Regions from separate parts of the Homo sapiens genome. Here region 2 is linked to region 1. Evidence: read pairs that join two places in POLR2A ChIA-PET (ENCODE). Cell type or tissue: OCI-LY7. All regions are shown on one strand.

Region 1 (8,000 bases):
GAGGAAGAGGAGGAATAAAAGGGGGAGGGAGAAGGAGAAGAGGATGAAAGGGGCTGAGGAAGACGAGGAGGAGGGAGAGGAGAGGGCAGAAATGGGGGGAACAGGGAAGAAGCAGAGAGAAGGAGGTTGGAGGGCGGAGGGGCGGGAGGACCACAGGAGGCAGGGCAGGTAGAGGGCAGCTGCCCCATGCTCTGCCCACTCTGCCAAACAGCCAGGGCCTCTGCCAGGTGGGTTCTGTCTTGTGGGGAGGAGCATCGAAGGGAAATGAATGTTCCTGCCAGTCAGCCACCTCAGCCCACAGACTGTCAGCACAGGGCCTGCCCGGCTTTGCAGATGCAGAAACAGGGTCAGCAAGGGAATGTGATTTTCCCAAAGTGACAGGGAGTGGGGATGACTGGAACACAGGCCTCCTGATTCCCTGTCCAGTGTTCTTTCTGCTGTACAATACGTACCACTCAGCCACGAGAGCCTACTCATCCCTCAAAACCCTACTCAAAGAGCCCTTCCTCCATGGTGTCTCCTCAGGGCCCACGATGTCCGTTAGGGCCTCCTCCTGACCACTGTCTTCAGTCCCCTCCCCTCTGGACTGAGCTGTCATCCAGGCAGCAGCTGTGATGATCCCATCTCTGTGCCTCTGTTCCCAGCACAGGGCCTCTGCACAGAGCAGGTGCTGAATGAATGAATGAATGAATGAGAGTAAATAGGATCAGTCAAATCTGGATGTGAACCTCCAGACCACCTCTCTCATTAGTTTTGTGACCACTAGTGAGTTTCTTCACTTCTCTGGTCCTCAGTTTTCTCATCTCTAAAGTGGATCCCTGACAGGGTTGGAAAATAAGTTACATAATGCAATCCTTCATTTACACACATAATGAACACGCACTGTGTGCCAGCAGGCTCTGATGGGTGCCGGGTCAACAGTGGGGAGGAACTTGCCTCCAGGGAGCTTAGAGTTTGGTGGGGCAAACAGATAATGAGAAAGCATATGAATGAATGAATGAATGAATAAATGACTATTCCATTGTGATAAGTGCCAGGAAGGAAAAGCCAAAAGGAGATGATAGGGAATACTGGGTGTTGGGGGGTCTAATTTATACATGGTGTTCAGGGAAGGGTTCTTCAAGGTGAGAACACTTGAAGCCAAATCTGGAGGAGAGGGAACGAGCTATGTGCCTGAGAGAAATGCTCCAGGTAGAGGGAACAGCACGTGCAACACTTGTACAAGGCAGCTGACAGGGAGAATCAGCATCACCATCAGGGTGTCCATGCTGTGTCCTCCGAAGGGCTCTGCAGGCTGACCCAGGACTACTTGGGTGAGGAGGAGCGGGAGGAGGAGGAAGAGACTGTGCTCAAGTGCCCTTTACTCATGCATTCATTCAGCACACGTCTGTTGGGCTCCATGTCTGTGCAGACACAACACTTCACTGCTAGCACTGAGGACAACGTGTGGACAGCCCTGTCCTTGCCCCTCCCCCTGCCCCTGCCTCATAGCACTTAGTCAGGAGGAGCTGCCCTTGGGCTCTGGCAAGTGCGGAGCGTTCCCAGCTTGAGCAGAACAGATGGCAAGAGGACCTGGCCTGGCACAGGTAGAGGGCAAGAGGAGTGAGGTCCAAGGGGGCCTCCCTGCAGATATGCTGTTGAGCCGAGACCTGCAGGATAAAGGAGTTAGTGTGCCAAGTGAAGGGCAGGAGTCATCCTAAAAGCAATGGTGAGCTATTGATGGCTTTAAGCAGGAGAGTGCCATGATCAAAATTGTAGATCTCACATGTGGAACAGATTGAAGGGTGAGGGCTAGGGCATACGTAAGGAGAAGAGCTTAGGTGGTGATGACAATGGCCTAGGGCAGGCTGCTGGCAGACAGAAGAGGGCTTGGGTATGCTTAGGTGGTGAATCTGCACAATGGGGCCATGGACCAGGCAGGGGAAAGGAAAGGTGACTAGGAAGGAGTCGGTAGGGACCCCACAGGTTTCCAGCTCACGGAAGTGGCACCCGAAGGTGCCAGCTGGGGCTGAGTGCCTTTGAGATGTCCAAGCAGAGATGCAGGGCAGGTGGTGAGAGATGCTCAGAGGGGATGCTCACACAGGCTTCACTCGCTCCGCAGCAATCAAAGCATGGCCCTGAAGAAGCTCCCCTGGAGGGGAAGCACAGAGGGGGCCCTCAAATCAATGGCTTGATTGAGGGAAGCTGCCGGGAAAGGACAATTAGAGGGCAGAGGACCCCCAGCCCCTGTCTCCCAAGGGTACTGCCCCTGCAGTCAGACTGCCCTTGGCCTCCTTCCTTCGTGCCAGCTGAGCCAAGCTCTGATGATGGGAAACCGTTAGTCCTAAGAGGAAAGGGATCTACTAGGTGCAAGGGGTCAAGGGGGACGAAGGGCATCCTTTCCGCTGGGGAACCAGATGAGGGGCTGTGCCAGGGACTCTCAAAGACAAGAATGCTTCTCAGGGTGAGATAGAGGGGGGCATTCCTGTTGGGAAGCTCTCACCCCTCACCAAGCTCACCTCTCTCTAGCACACCTTACATCTGAGCTCCAGGATCTTGCCACTGCACTAGCCTAAGACGTCTTGGAATGCTGGCCCATGATTACCCCTGCTGCCTCTCCTGGAGCCCAGCACACAGCCTCAGCATCAGAGGACTTGCTCAGTGAAGAGTCACGGAATGCCTTTCAGTAGAGGAAGCCACATGCCAATCAGAGCAGCCAGAAAGGTCATCTGCGGGAGAAGTGAGAGTGGCCTGGAGGAGGCCCCCGACCCTGAAGGCCAACAGAAAGCATGTGGGGAGCCACTCCAGGGTTCTGGGCAAGGCAGCATTGTGTGGCATGTGTGGGTCTCCAGGACTCTTGGGGTGGGGACGGGGGCTGAGGCCAGCAGCAGGAGCACAGGTAGCACATGTCTGTGTTCCAAAGGACAGGTCCCTGAGGTTCCCCTGATTACTGTAAGGAGGCTGGGGAAAGAGTGTGCATGCACATACATATGCATACACAGGTCCACACACACGCAGAGAAGCACATGTGTACACACCTGTGCACGCACAAGGACACACACATGCATAGACAAATCACAGAAAAAAACCAGCTACAGACACATGAGTTCAGGCCACAGAAAGGTGCCCTTCCTCACACAAGTATAAGTGCATAGTGGGCAAGTGCCTGCAGGTGTGGACCCAGGGACACATGCCTGTGTGTACCCACCTGTGCACATGCACGTTCACACACACGAACACACACACACAGGTCCATAGGAGCCCTGGGTAAGGGCCTATTCCTTTGAGAACAGGCAGGAAGCCCAAGCCAGCTCTACATTGGATGGTGGTGCTATAAGTGGTGTCAGGGTGGTAGACAGAGGCCTCAGCCACATGGGCCTCCAACCCCAAGCAGACTTCAGCAGTGAGGGGCCACCCCAGAGTGGGTCCTGAGCTCACTGATTTGCTGAGGCTCAGATGAGCAGCCCGCCAGCCAGCTGCTTCCCCTCCTGAAATAGCAGCCCTAAATAAGTGACAGCCCACCTGGCTAAGGGTAGGGCCTGGCATGGCTGTCATCAACCCTGCCAGCAGGACAGGAAGGGGCAGGTGTGGGGCGGTGGGGTACAGGGGCTGGGCCTGACCCAACACCACCCAAACTGTGCTTCCCCGTCCACACACCGAGCAGCGCACACGTGCACACAAACACGTGGATGGATACACAGAGGCTGACAGGCACACTCACAGCACCCAACACACAGTGGAACACAGGCACTGAGTCACAGGCCCTCTCTGGGAGGCCCCGCACATCACTCAAACCCAGAACCACAGACACAGCACACACAGACATACCCCCGCCCCCGGAGAACACGCATGCACACACAGGCTGCCCTGCTCCATACAAACACAGGGCACATGCACATACATTCACACACAAGCATATCTGGACAGCTGCAGCCAAGCATACTGAACAGGCTACCTCAAGCACTCACACATGTGAACACAACAACAGAAGGCTCAGAAACACCCTGGCACATGCTGTGTAGACAAAGACACAACCAGCACACCAAGGCGTTCAGGACCAGACACACTTGCACACATTCACGCAAGTGCTCATGCACACATCCAGAGTGTCTGTGGCCTTTCTGACTCACAACCTCATCCCTGTCAGTAAGGATCCCCCGCTGGCCACCAGGGCCAGGGTCTGGTGTTTTGGCTGGCCAGCCATGGCCTGTGGCCAAGGCCTTCTTAACAAAGGCTCGGCATCAGACCAGATTCTCAGAACTGGTAGGTGACGGTGAGGAAGACAAGGTTCTTGGTGACACCTCCTCCTGCAGGCCTCCAGGCTCCACCAACAGCCAGAGCGGGGCCTGTGGGGGCTTCAGTGGCTCAGTGGGGGAGGAGTCCTGAGCCGTGGGGTGCTCGGCCTGGGGGACGGCAGGCCCTAGAACTCTGCTCCCCGCCCTTTTCAACATCATCCTCTCCCCTTCTCAGACTAAGCCAGCAAATGGCTGAGCCAGGGAAGCAAGAGAGGGGAAGAGGCCCTTGGAAGACAGGGCTGAGGGTGGGAAGCAGGCAGCGTGATTGGTAGGAAGGGGTGGCCACCTTGGCTGGGGACTGGGCCAAGGTGCTGCATAGGCAGAAGCCCAGAAGAGAAAGTTACTTAGGAAGATGAAATGACTCAGGGCAGCATCTCACCAGCAGCCATTTAAATGACTCAAAGCCTCATCGTGAAACTGCCACAATTTACCCAGACGGCAGCATTCCGCATGCCCACCGGAGAGGGAAAAACCCGCTAACTCCTTCCACGCTGGTGTGTGGGCAGCCAGGCTTCCCAGCTCCCAAGAAAACAGCTGCCCAGGGCCATGTCCACCCCACACCACTCTCGACCATCACATGCCATGGCCAAGCTGAATCCTTGCAAGGCTTCCAAAGAACTGAGAGAGGCGGACCCTGAGCCCAGCATCCTTGGGAAGGTGAGGGGAGCACAGAACAAAAGCCCCCGAGGTGCACAGGAAACATTTCAGGTGAAATGAGACAAAGGCAGTGGGGAAGTATGAAGCCAGACTGGCCCCGGGCCAACAATTGACTCTGGGGGATGAACACATGGTACTTACTGTTCTATTCTCTCTACTCTGGCATATTTTGAAAATTTGAAAATTTTTCTGAAATAAAACATTTTTTAAAAAGCTTTGTGTCCTCTGTTTTACAGAGAGCAGTCATTCATTGTTCGTTCACTTACCCATGCATTCATTCACTGTCCTGTGAGTAAAGCACTCTGTCTCCACCCGCATCACTCTGGGCGATGCCCAGCACCCAAGGGAGACCAGGAGCAAGACCCCCTCTGCTGGAGCAGGCCACAGAGCAGGAGGCTTCGGCAGATGCCACACAGCTATGGAAACGGAGGCTCTGACAAACAGCCTCCAGAATAAGGCTGGGCTGAGTCCTGAACCCTCATCAGATTGGCTGATTGGGGGCCTGTGCTCTTATCAATAGAGAGAGAGGGACATGTGTTTACTGCAGGGAACTTTCCACAGCAGGTGGGAGTGTGATCCTGAGGAGCTTCCATGAGCCTCTGTGCTCTGTGAGCCTACCTGTTCTGTGAGTCTGTGTGCCCCACGAGCCCGTGTGCCTCATGACTTTGTGCCCCGTGAGCCTGTGTACCCAGTGAGCCTATGCCCCCTGAGTCTGTGCCCTGTGAGCCTGTGTGCTCTGTGAATCTGTGCCCCGTGAGCCTGTGTGCCCCATGAGCCTCTGTGCTCTGTGAGTCTGTGCCCTGTGAGCCTATGTGCTCTGTGAGTCTGTGCCCCGTGAGCCTGTGTGCCCCATGACTCTGTGCCCCATAAGCCTGTGTGCCCCGTGTCCTGTGCCCCGTGAGCCTGTGTGCTCTGTGAGTCTGTGCCCTGTGAGTCTCTGTGCCCCGTGAGCCTGTGTGCCCTGTGACTGTGCCCCGTAAGCCTGTGCCCCATGAGCATCTGTGATCTGTGAGTCTGTGCCCCGTGACTCTGTGCCCCATGAGCCTGTGTGCCCCGTGAGCCTGTGTGCTCTGTGAGTCTGTGCCCCATAAGCCTGTGTGTCCTGTGAGCATGTGTGTCCCATGAGTCTGTGCCCCGTGACTCTGTGCCCAATGAACCTATGTGTCCCGTGAGCCTGTGTGTCCCATGACTCTGTGCCCCGTGAGTCTGTGTGCCCCGTGACTCTGTGCCCCTGAGTCTGTGTGCCCTGTGAGTCTGTGCCCCGTGAGCCTGTGTGCCCCATGAGCCTGTGTGTCCCATGACTCTGTGCCCCGTGAGTCTGTGTGCCCCATGACTCTGTGCCCCCTGAGTCTGTGTGCCCGGTGAGTCTGTGCCCCATGAGCCTGTGTGCTCTTTGAATCTTTGCTCCGTGAGCCTGTGTGCTCTTTGAATCTGCGCCCTGTGAGCCTGTGTGCCCCGTGAGTCTGTGTCCCATGAGTCTGTGTGCCCCGTGACTCTGTGCCCTGAGTCTGTGTGCCCTGTGAGTCTGTGCCCCTGAGTCTGTGTGCCCTGTGAGTCTGTGCCCCGTGAGCCTGTGTGCCCCGTGAGCCTGTGTGTCCCATGACTCTGTGCCCCGTGAGTCTGTGTGCCCCATGACTCTGTGCCCCCTGAGTCTGTGTGCCCGGTGAGTCTGTGCCCCATGAGCCTGTGTGCTCTTTGAATCTTTGCTCCATGAGCCTGTGTGCTCTTTGAATCTGCGCCCTGTGAGCCTGTGTGCCCCGTGAGTCTGTGCCCCGTGACTCTGTGCCCCGAGTCTGTGTGCCCTGTGAGTCTGTGCCCCCTAAGTCTGTGTGCTCTGTGAGTCTGTGCTCCATGAGTCTGTGCCCCATAAGCCTGTGTGTCCCGTGAGCCTGTGTGCCCTGTGAGTCTGTGCCCTGTGACTCTGTGCCCTGTGAGCCTATGTGTCCTGTGAACCTGTGTGCCCTGTGAGCCTGTGTGCCCTGTGACTGTGTGCCCAATGAGCCTGTGTCCCGTGAGCCTGTGTGCCCTGTGAGTCTGTGCCTTGTGACTCTGTGCCCCATGACTCTGTGCCCCGTGAGCCTGTGTGTCCCATGAACCTGTGTGCCCTGCGAGCCTGTGTGCCCTGTGACTGTGTGCCCAATGAGCCTGTGTCCCGTGAGCCTGTGTGCCCTGTGAGTCTGTGCCTTGTGACTCTGTGCCCCATGAGCCTGTGTGTCCTGTGAGCCTGTGTGCCCTGTGAGTCTGTGCCTTGTGACTCTGTGCCCCATGAGCCTGTGTGCCCTGTGAGCCTGTGTGCCCTGTGAGCCTGCACCCCATGAGCCTCTGTGACCTGTGAGTTTGTGAGTCTGTGCCCCGTGACTCTGTGCCCCATGAGCCTGTGTGCCCTGTGAGTCTGTGTGCCCTGTGAGCCTGCACCCCATGAGCGTCTATGACCTGTGAGTCTGTGAGTCTGTGCCCCATGACTCTGTGCCCCATGAACCTGTGTGTCCTGTGAGCCTGTGTGCCCTGTGAGCCTGTGTGTCCCATGACTCTGTGTCCCGTGAGCCTGTGTGCCCTGTGAACCTGTGTGCCCCATGACTCTGTGTCCCATGACCTGTGTGTCCGGTAAGTCTGTGCCCCGTGAGCCTGTGCCTGTGAGCCTGTGCCCTGTGAGCCTCTGTGCCCCATGACTCTGTGTGCCCGGTGAGCCTGTGTGTCCCGTGAGCCTGTGTGCCCTGTGAGTCTGTGTGCCCTGTGAGCCTGCACCCCATGAGCCTCTGTGATCTGTGAGTCTGTGAGTCTGTGCCCCGTGACTCTGTGCCCCATGAGCCTGTGTGGCCCCTGACTCTGTGCCCTGTGAGCCTGTGTGCCCTGTGACTGTGTGCCCTGTGAGCCTGTGTGCCCTGTAAGCCTGGGTGTCCCATGACTGTGTGCTCCATGAGCCTGTGTGCCCCATGACTCTGTACCCCATGAGCCTGTGTGCCCCGTAACTCTGTGCCCTGTGAGCCTATGTGTCCCATAAGCTTGTATGCCCTGTGAGTCTGTGTGCCCTGTGACTCTGTGCCCCTTGAGCCTGTGTGCTTTGTGAGT
Region 2 (8,000 bases), 74 kb after region 1:
TGTCTATCCCCTAGGGCCTCTAGCCTCAGACCCTCTCCAGTCTCCAGTGGCCTGCCCAGGAGGTGAGATTGTACTCCCCATCTGAGAAGGGCTGATCAAGACTCTCTGGACCAGCCCCTTAAGAACATCCCATAACCAGGGTCTTCCCAGCTCTGAACATATGCAAAATGCATTTTAATCAAAATGCTGCAAAATCAGGGAAGAACAAGCACCCCATAAATAATGGGCCAGGCGGTGTCTGGGAGCTGACATTATGAGCATCCAAGAAAGGGTACCTCTGTTGCTCCCTATCACAGTGAATAATTGGTACAGACTGCTAGGCCCACCAACTCCAGTGCAGGGCCCATGGGTATGTGAGCGATGGGCATATGCCACATACAAGGCTGCATGGAGTATGGGGCACTAGGGGTTAGCACAAAGCCAAGGGCACATGAGATGCAGACAGCCTCAGAGCTCAGAGTCGGTGGAGATGTGGCCCCACCCTTGGGGAACTCTCTTTTTTCTCCTAAAATTTATTAAGCATCGGGCACTATGCAAAGAGCTTTACGTACTTTATCTCCTTTAATCCTCACAATAACGCTATGCAGACAATACTGTAAGGGTCAACCACAAGATTTTTGTAGGTCAACAATAGCTGCACGTGGTTCAACCTAACGTTAATACTTCTATTTTATAGATGAGGAAATGGAAGCTCAGAGGTGCGGTGACTTCCCCAAGGTCACACAGCAAGTACACATTGGACTCACGTTCAAAAATAGATCCACCACATTTCATCAGACCCAAGACATGCCATTCTTTCTTGGAGTGCCAAGAAAGAAAAAATTCTGCAAGTAAACTTAGACATGACATGTGAGACACGAGCTGATGTCAGAGATATGAAAATGTGAAAAAAAAATCCCATCTTAGAATCAATGAAATATATTATTGACTCCAAAAAAAATCATTCTGTTTCTTGGAAGTGATGGGGGAGAGATGGCCTGAGACACCCTTGGGTAGCTCCTTGTCTAGTGGGGGAGGCACAATGCACATGCATTAGAGAAAGCCTAGATACCGACTCACCCCCAGAAAACCATGGCCAAGGTCAATACTGTTAGTAAACAAGGCATAAAGGTCAAAGGAAGCAAGGAGAAGGACCTGGGCAGCTGAGCTGTGACTAGGGAGAGGCAGTGTGGACCCTGGAGGCGATTTCCAAAGGAAATAAAACAAAGGAAGGAAGGGCAGACGGCTCTAGGGGCATGGCTGCTATGAAATGTGGCTATGAGAAACAAAAGAAAATCTGAACAACCTGTTGTCCTCAAACCCAGTCCCCTGGCCCTCAATTTGGTCTGATCTCTCCAAATCATGCTCAATTAGGATTTGTCTCTGGAGCACAAAGATAAGTGGGAGGAAAAGCATACTCCAGAAGCAAATTCAGATGCTGGGTCAGGGCCAGGATTTAAGGAGGCACCCCCTCTCATGGTCAGTCATGCAAGCAAAGGGTCCTCATTTGAGGGCCTCCTTAGAGTCAGCTCCCTGGAGGTCTCCCTAGCATCACCCTACACCCAGCCCTGTGCACAGACTCCTCCAAGGGCAAAAAGAAACGCTCAAGTGTGGACAGCATGTAAGCTCTTTTGAAAAGACGTCACACGTATTTAACCCAATGGGCAGTATCATCCCCATTTTACAGATGGGGAAATGGAGGCCCTGCAAAGTAACATAACCCTTCTGACCATGCCTGTCTCAAATCTGTCACCTTTGTAGTGACTTTGGGCAGTGCAGCTTCCCCTCACTTCCAGACAGCTCAGTCCCTGGCAGCCACCATTATCCCAGGCTCCCCTGGCCCCATGGGAGAAGGAATACTGCAGACAGAGAAGGGTAAGTCTGGGTTTGCCTTTGCTCTTGTAGACGGAATGGTGGATTAGGAAGACTCTTGCATCCAGGTCCCCATGCCCAACCCACGGTGTCTGTGACACAGCAACACATGTTCCAGGACCCAGAGGCAGCAGGCCCAATTTAGAAGGTCAGGATGTGACTCTTGCTTAAAAATAAAACGACCATAAAAACCTATTAGCCTTGAAGGGATGTTGGCAAGAAGGAACAGGACTAAGGAAGGAAAACGGGAAGTGAGGGAAGGAAGGAATAACAAAGACAGCTAATTCTCCAACCACCTTCTCTTTCCAGGTCCCTGGGTGAGGAGGATGGAGGTGAAGGAGACACAGACACGAGGCCCTTGGGTTTCCTCAAGGCTTTGACAATGTCTTTGAGGACAGCCTGGTGGTTCCAGTGGGGACATGTAGACTACAGACCCCAGAACAGTGGGATCCCTGTAGGTGAACTGGCCTCACCCAAGGGTGAGTCCGTCCTTTATTTAGGGCTTAGATTAAAGCCTCAAGCAGAGTCCAGAAGCCAGGACAATGTGGGATGTAGTACATGGAAGGATGTGTATTGGTAGGAAGGCTGGGAAAGACCATCCACACCTGGGCCCTGGAGGAGGCAAATATGCCACACAGCTCATCAGCAAGGCCAGTCTGACACTGAAAACTAGTGCTAGTGGAATTCAGAGTGGTAGAGCCCAGATGGCCATCCTCCCAGAGGAGGACCAACATAGCCCAGCCAGTGAGACCTCACTCAGCAACCAGAATGGGGAGTGGGGGTAGGGGCACCGCATTCAGCCCCTTAAAAACTGTTTCTTGCCATCTCCAGATGGCACAGCCAGCTAAATGCATGGGATCCAGAGGCAGGCACACCATACTTCTTATCCCACTTCTACCGCTCACTGGCTGTGCGATCTTGGGCAAGTGACGCCACCAAGCTTAGTTCCCTCACCTGTAAAATGGGATAATGTCTGTAGGTTGTGAAGGCTACCTAAGATGAAGAGAAGAGCCCTATGGCTCCATTTATTGAGCACTTACTATTTACCCACACTATGAGTCATTGTTTGAAAAGCATTTGGCACAGTGCTTAGTGGCTAATAATTGCACAATAAATTGGAGCCATCATATGGCTGTTGTCATTGTTGTTTCATTATTTTGATTTTGCTCCAGACCCAGGTGGGGCCCCAGGCAGAAGACACTGCGGTGGCCGTCTCAGCACAGGCACACTGCCCTCTGGTGCTGCTGCTGAAGAATCAGCACCTGGGAGAAGAGCGATTCCAGGAATCAAGCCCAAGGCCAAGGCGCCAGCCCCATCCGCATCAGCTCCGTTTCCATACCAGGCAGGCCCTTAGTGCATCTGTCTTCCCAGAGCTGCAGCCCTACCACACTGGCCTCTGGAGGACAAGCGAGTGCCTGCTGGGTGCTAGCCTCAACGAGGGCCCTGCTCCTGCAACATTGGTCCTCTCTGTTGCCAGGCGGGGTGTGCAAAGTCCCCCAGTTCCTCTCCGTGCTGCCCAGTGGAGTGAAGCACCCGCTGTTTCAGTTCCCTCTGGAAGGTCCTGAGCAAGCAAGGCAAGCCAGGCTGCAGCTGCAAGGAAGAGACAGGGGCAGCTGCTGTGGCAAGTAGAGGAGGCGCCACCTCAGCAGACCAGAAACAGTCCCAGTCACTGAGATCAAACAGGTCTCCTGCTAAAAGAACCCCCTTCACCAAGCAGGCCTGCAGTCTGTCCTACATATGGCCTTATACTTCTCTCAAGAGGAGGGGTAGTTCCACAGCCCACGGGGGCATCTGTGCTTCCTCCCCCATGGAGGGGACTGTTTCCTGGGACAGGCACAGAGTGCCTGTGGGAACGTGGGGATTCAGGAAGGCTTACAGCCCCACAAAGGATCCTAAAAGCCACTAGGCAGCTTGCATTTCTGGAGTGGTTGGAGGCAGCTTGCATTTCTGGAGGGGTCGGGGATAAAGAGCCATCCTGCAAAGCCCTTTGAAAACAGCACATGAGCTGGACTTCTGAGGTCAGCCATCCTGCCGGCTACAGGAGGATGCAGGTGACCTTGGAAGAGCCTAGTGAGGCCAGGGTGCCTGGCTCACCTTGCATAAACCACCTCTAAAGACCCTAGGTCATTCTGACATCAAAAGACTGTTTAGCGAAGTGCGAGGCAGGCATCAGGAAGAAAATTAAACTCCAGTTGAGAAGGAGGAAAGCTGGGGCTAACAGCAGCAGCTGGGCTGAAAAGTGGAGGTAGAAATTCCTCAAGTTAATGCTCTCTAAGGCCCCGCGGGCCACTCCCAGGTCTTGTCTGAAGCTATTTACTTCCAGGGGGGAAAACCCTATTGATCTTCATTCAGCTGCTGTCTGCTCCTACAAGGCAGCGATGTTTCAGCGCATCACCAGTCACTGTGAGAAATTTCTCATTGTTTTATACACAGCGGCTCCCAAACTCAAGAGATGAATGTTTAGGATAATTTGGGTGAACCAGTCATAGGAGTTACAGATGAGGCCGGTTTGGGAACTCTGAGGGAGGGGGTGTCTCTCCCCAGGGATCGGCTGCTGTTGCCTGCTGGGCCCCTGTATATTCAGGAAACTCAGGACCTTGCAGCTCAGTTCTGCTCTATCTGTAGATGCTCAGAGTCCAGAGCTGGGCCAACCCTTCCTTTTCCCCACCCCCCACCCCCTCCCCCCCCCCAACACCTGCTTTATGTCTCTGCAGTCATTTGGCTTCAAACCTCCCCACTGGCTGGCTGGAGATCGCCACCATCCACTTGAGCTCCTCAACACACAGAAGAGCTGGCCAGGCTTCCCCAGCTGCTGCCACCACTGTCTAGTTCCCTTTTCAAATTCCAGGCTGGCCCTCAATCCTACATATGCCCATAACATGAGGAGAGAACTAACCATGAAACCTACAATGGCATAACAGTGCCCGCCAGCCTGCACTAAAGGGAACTTTGAAACCACAGAACATACCAACCATTAAGGCCAACCAAATAGTTTACAGATGGAGAAACTGAGGCCTGGGGTGCCAGGGAGAGGTGTGATTTGATGGAAATGGCCCAACAAACTGGTGGCAGATGCAGCAGAAAACCCAGACCTCCTGGCTCCAAGTCCAGCAGCCCCTCCACTACAGATTTGGGGTCAGGTAACCTGGAAATTCAGGTCCCCACGGGAGGTCACTGAAGCCCGTTTGGCTGAGAGAATCTATGCATTAAACTGCCTTCCGTAAGTTAAGACTGGGATTCACCCAAACAATAATAACGACGATAATAATAATAAAATGCCAAACAATATGGCTTGAAAACCTTCAATGCACAACATTTGATAATCATACATAGAATACATCTTCCACATATTCACATAAAATAATCAATGATCATTTTTTCTCGCAGACTACAATCCAATCATTCTCTCTCCCTTGCTCTCTCCCTCACTCTCTTTTGTTACTTGCAAACCATCCAAGCAATCAATGCCTTGACCTCTCCTTCTGATAGACACAATTACAAAAAGACAGAGCAATGCAATTCATCTATTCAAGACGGATTGTTTGAACACTCTGTCACACTGCTGAGCTATCCATCTCCTTGTCTAAGAGGAAATTTCAGCCCCCAAAAGAGGCACAAAGAGAGGGGGTGGGTACGATGCTCCTCAGCCCAGAGAGCCCCTCTGGCACCTGCAAGAAAGCCCTCTCCGGGCTGGTGCTCGGCGATGCCTGGCTGCTGGAGAAGCATTCAGCTCCAAGCTCAGCCGGCTCAGGTGCCAGTCTTGAGAATCAGAAGCACCTAGCACACTCCAGAGGGCCTAAATTCTTAAAGCCCCAGCCAGAACCCTGAGATCCCAGGGATGGGGGGGATGGGAAAAGGGAGAGGGCACTGGGCCCAGCCAAGGTGGTGTGTTTGGATTTTAGCATGAGATTCTCTCTCTCTCGCTCGCTCGCTCTTTCTGTCCATGTCCACTGTAGCTCCCTGGCTCCAGCTGGGGTTCAAGCAGGGGCTCAGAAGGACAGAAACTCAGCTCCCCAGGAGTCTCCAGAGGCCTCAGAGTCCTCCCATCCTCCGCCCAAACTGGCACAGCTCTGGCAGTCACGTTTGGCGCAGGCACAACACCCCAGTCCATGGGCTGAGAATCAAATGGGGCAGGGCTCTTGGATATAAATGACCTGGGCTGACACGCTAATTAATCCTGGGGCTTAATACGAAGAAGATTAGAAGAGAGGAGGGCTCTGCCATCCTTTAATTTCATTATTACACGCTGAACCCAAGAAAGGGCGGGCAGGCTTGGGGATGCTCTTCCTAAGGGCTGGGAGGAACTCCCTAACCCATTCAATTTCACAGTAAGGATACATCATCCTGCGCCTTCCCAGCTTATCCCTCTGAGGCTGCCCTTACGGTAGCCTGTCCTTCTGGGCCTCCAAAGACTTCCATCCCTGAGGCTGGGCTGGGAGCACACCCATCCCACCCCTGTGGAAGAAGGATCAAGGAAAAGGGAACTGCAATCCGTGCGATGGGCAAATAGCACCCTCTCAGTCCCCCCACCTTTTTCCCCAAGGACACCCTACGACGCAGGCCCCCAAAAAAGCAGAGGGAAGGAGACAGGGAATAAAGGAAGTGCTGGTCCATTACTGGGGGGGGAAGGGGAGGCTTCCTGCCCCTGGAATGGTGCCAGGCTGGGCTTGGGGCAGGCAAAGGCACAGAGATAGAAGACATTTCGGTTGTCAGGAGCAACCAGGCTGGGCTGCAAAGGGTTAAGCCTGACCATAAGGGTTGTCCCCAGTGTCCCCTCCCGTGCCTGGCCTCCTCTGCCTCCGGTGCTGGTGTTTGCCTGCCAGGGTCCTGGGCATGGACCGAAAGATCTCAGCGTGGGCAGAGCTGAGGACTGTGCTCTGCCCCATCCAGATGGTGTTCAAGAGGGTCCGGCTCCCGGGCGGCCGCCCAGGAGGAGACCCACCCGCTGGGTTTCTGACCGCCTCCTAGGAAAATCTCAAGTACGGAAACCAAGCCCGACACCGGTTCCGGCACCTCTTTCACGCCGCTGGCAGCCCAAGGTCCGCCCTGAAGAAGAGCTGTAGAGGAGGAAGGTGGCCCTGGCTCGGCGGAGTCCGGCTCGCCTGGTGCCAGGCGCTGGTGCTGGCGCCGAGTGAACCCAGGCGGCCCAGGTGTCCGGCCTGGTGGCGGGCGCAGGGCCTGCGGTGATGGAGGCTCCGTCTTAGCCCGGCCAGGCCCAGCCCTGCCGGTCGTCGGCCCGGGACATGCGCGGCGCTCAGGCCTGCAGGGTGCCTTGGGCGGCCACAACAAAGTTAAAGACCGGAGTAAGAGTCTCCGGCGAGAAGAGACGCGGAGAAGCCGGAGCCCCGGAAAGCCGCGCGCAGCCCCGCCAGCCGCCGCCAGCTGCGGAGGAATTCGGGCTAACTTTAAAAACCGCTGGCGTCCCTGGGCCGCCTGCCCGGGCCGCACTGGGCGGCCTCCATCGTCCCTTCCCTCTACCTGCACTGCCCCAGGCGGGAGAGAGGCCTTGGCCCCGAGGGACCAGCTGCAGCGGGCAGCGGGGTCCTGCTCCCCCAACCCCCGCCCCATGGCACGGGGCTGAACCGGTACCACCGAGGCCAAGGGCGACCACCAGGAGAGAAGACCGGCTGCCCTCGTCATGCGAATCTGTGCCCTGCGACCTCGCTGCGGCTGCTCGAGCTATGCCAGAGGTGGGGACGAAGGGCCCGCGGGGAGTGAGGTGGGCAGAGGAGAGAAGTTGGCGCCTTCCCCAGGGTCCCCACTCTGCGGAGAAGCCCGATCGCAGAACTCGGTCGGCTGCGGTTCATGCTGGCAGTCACCGCGAAATGCGCCCTCGACTCGGGATCGCACTGGAAACCTTCGCCACACTGTGCCAGGTCTGACCTCCCAGGAGCGCGCCAAGGGCCCCTCGCCCACTGCGGCCCGGCGGCCTCCTCCCCAATAAGTAAGGCCCGTGACCCCGACTCTGGAACTTTGTCCTCACAGGGAGGAGCTCCTGGTGGTCACCGATCGGCTCAGCAGCTCGGAGAGAGGTTAGGAAAATCTCTCCGGAACGCGTTGGGAGGCCCCCTCATTCCCGCCCCCTCCCGGGCGCACGGAGACCCCCGGCTCCAGGGAGCGCTTACCGATCCGGATGACGTGGGGCATCC

What was found. Peaks named below come from ENCODE experiments on the same cell type or tissue, not always from the same donor. Only the 100,000 strongest peaks of a DNase experiment are listed, where the experiment ranks them.
Region 2: POLR2A ChIA-PET joins it to region 1 with 25 read pairs; 2 of 35 experiments call an interaction of 5 or more read pairs at or near these places.

Annotation. Positions count from the first base shown.
Region 1 is chr1:36,951,722-36,959,721 of GRCh38, forward strand. The region is part of intron 1 of GRIK3 (glutamate ionotropic receptor kainate type subunit 3); the gene reads right to left. Among named protein-coding and RNA genes, the nearest start is that of GRIK3, 79 kb to the right of the region's middle. RefSeq lists an enhancer at 7,207-7,773. In OCI-LY7, no CTCF peak of the experiment used is centred here; DNase peaks (open chromatin) are centred at 270, 2,660, 3,490 and 5,010; H3K4me3 peaks cover 3,267 bases; H3K27ac peaks cover 5,803 bases.
Region 2 is chr1:37,026,018-37,034,017 of GRCh38, forward strand. GRIK3 (glutamate ionotropic receptor kainate type subunit 3) reads right to left here. Exons shown (of 16, transcript NM_000831.4): 1 at 7,977-8,000. Among named protein-coding and RNA genes, the nearest start is that of GRIK3, 4.5 kb to the right of the region's middle. RefSeq lists enhancers at 3,222-3,271, 6,253-7,152, 7,153-8,000. In OCI-LY7, CTCF peaks have their summits at 3,122 (motif pointing left) and 3,321; DNase peaks (open chromatin) are centred at 3,424 and 4,584; H3K4me3 peaks cover 6,142 bases; H3K27ac peaks cover 6,408 bases.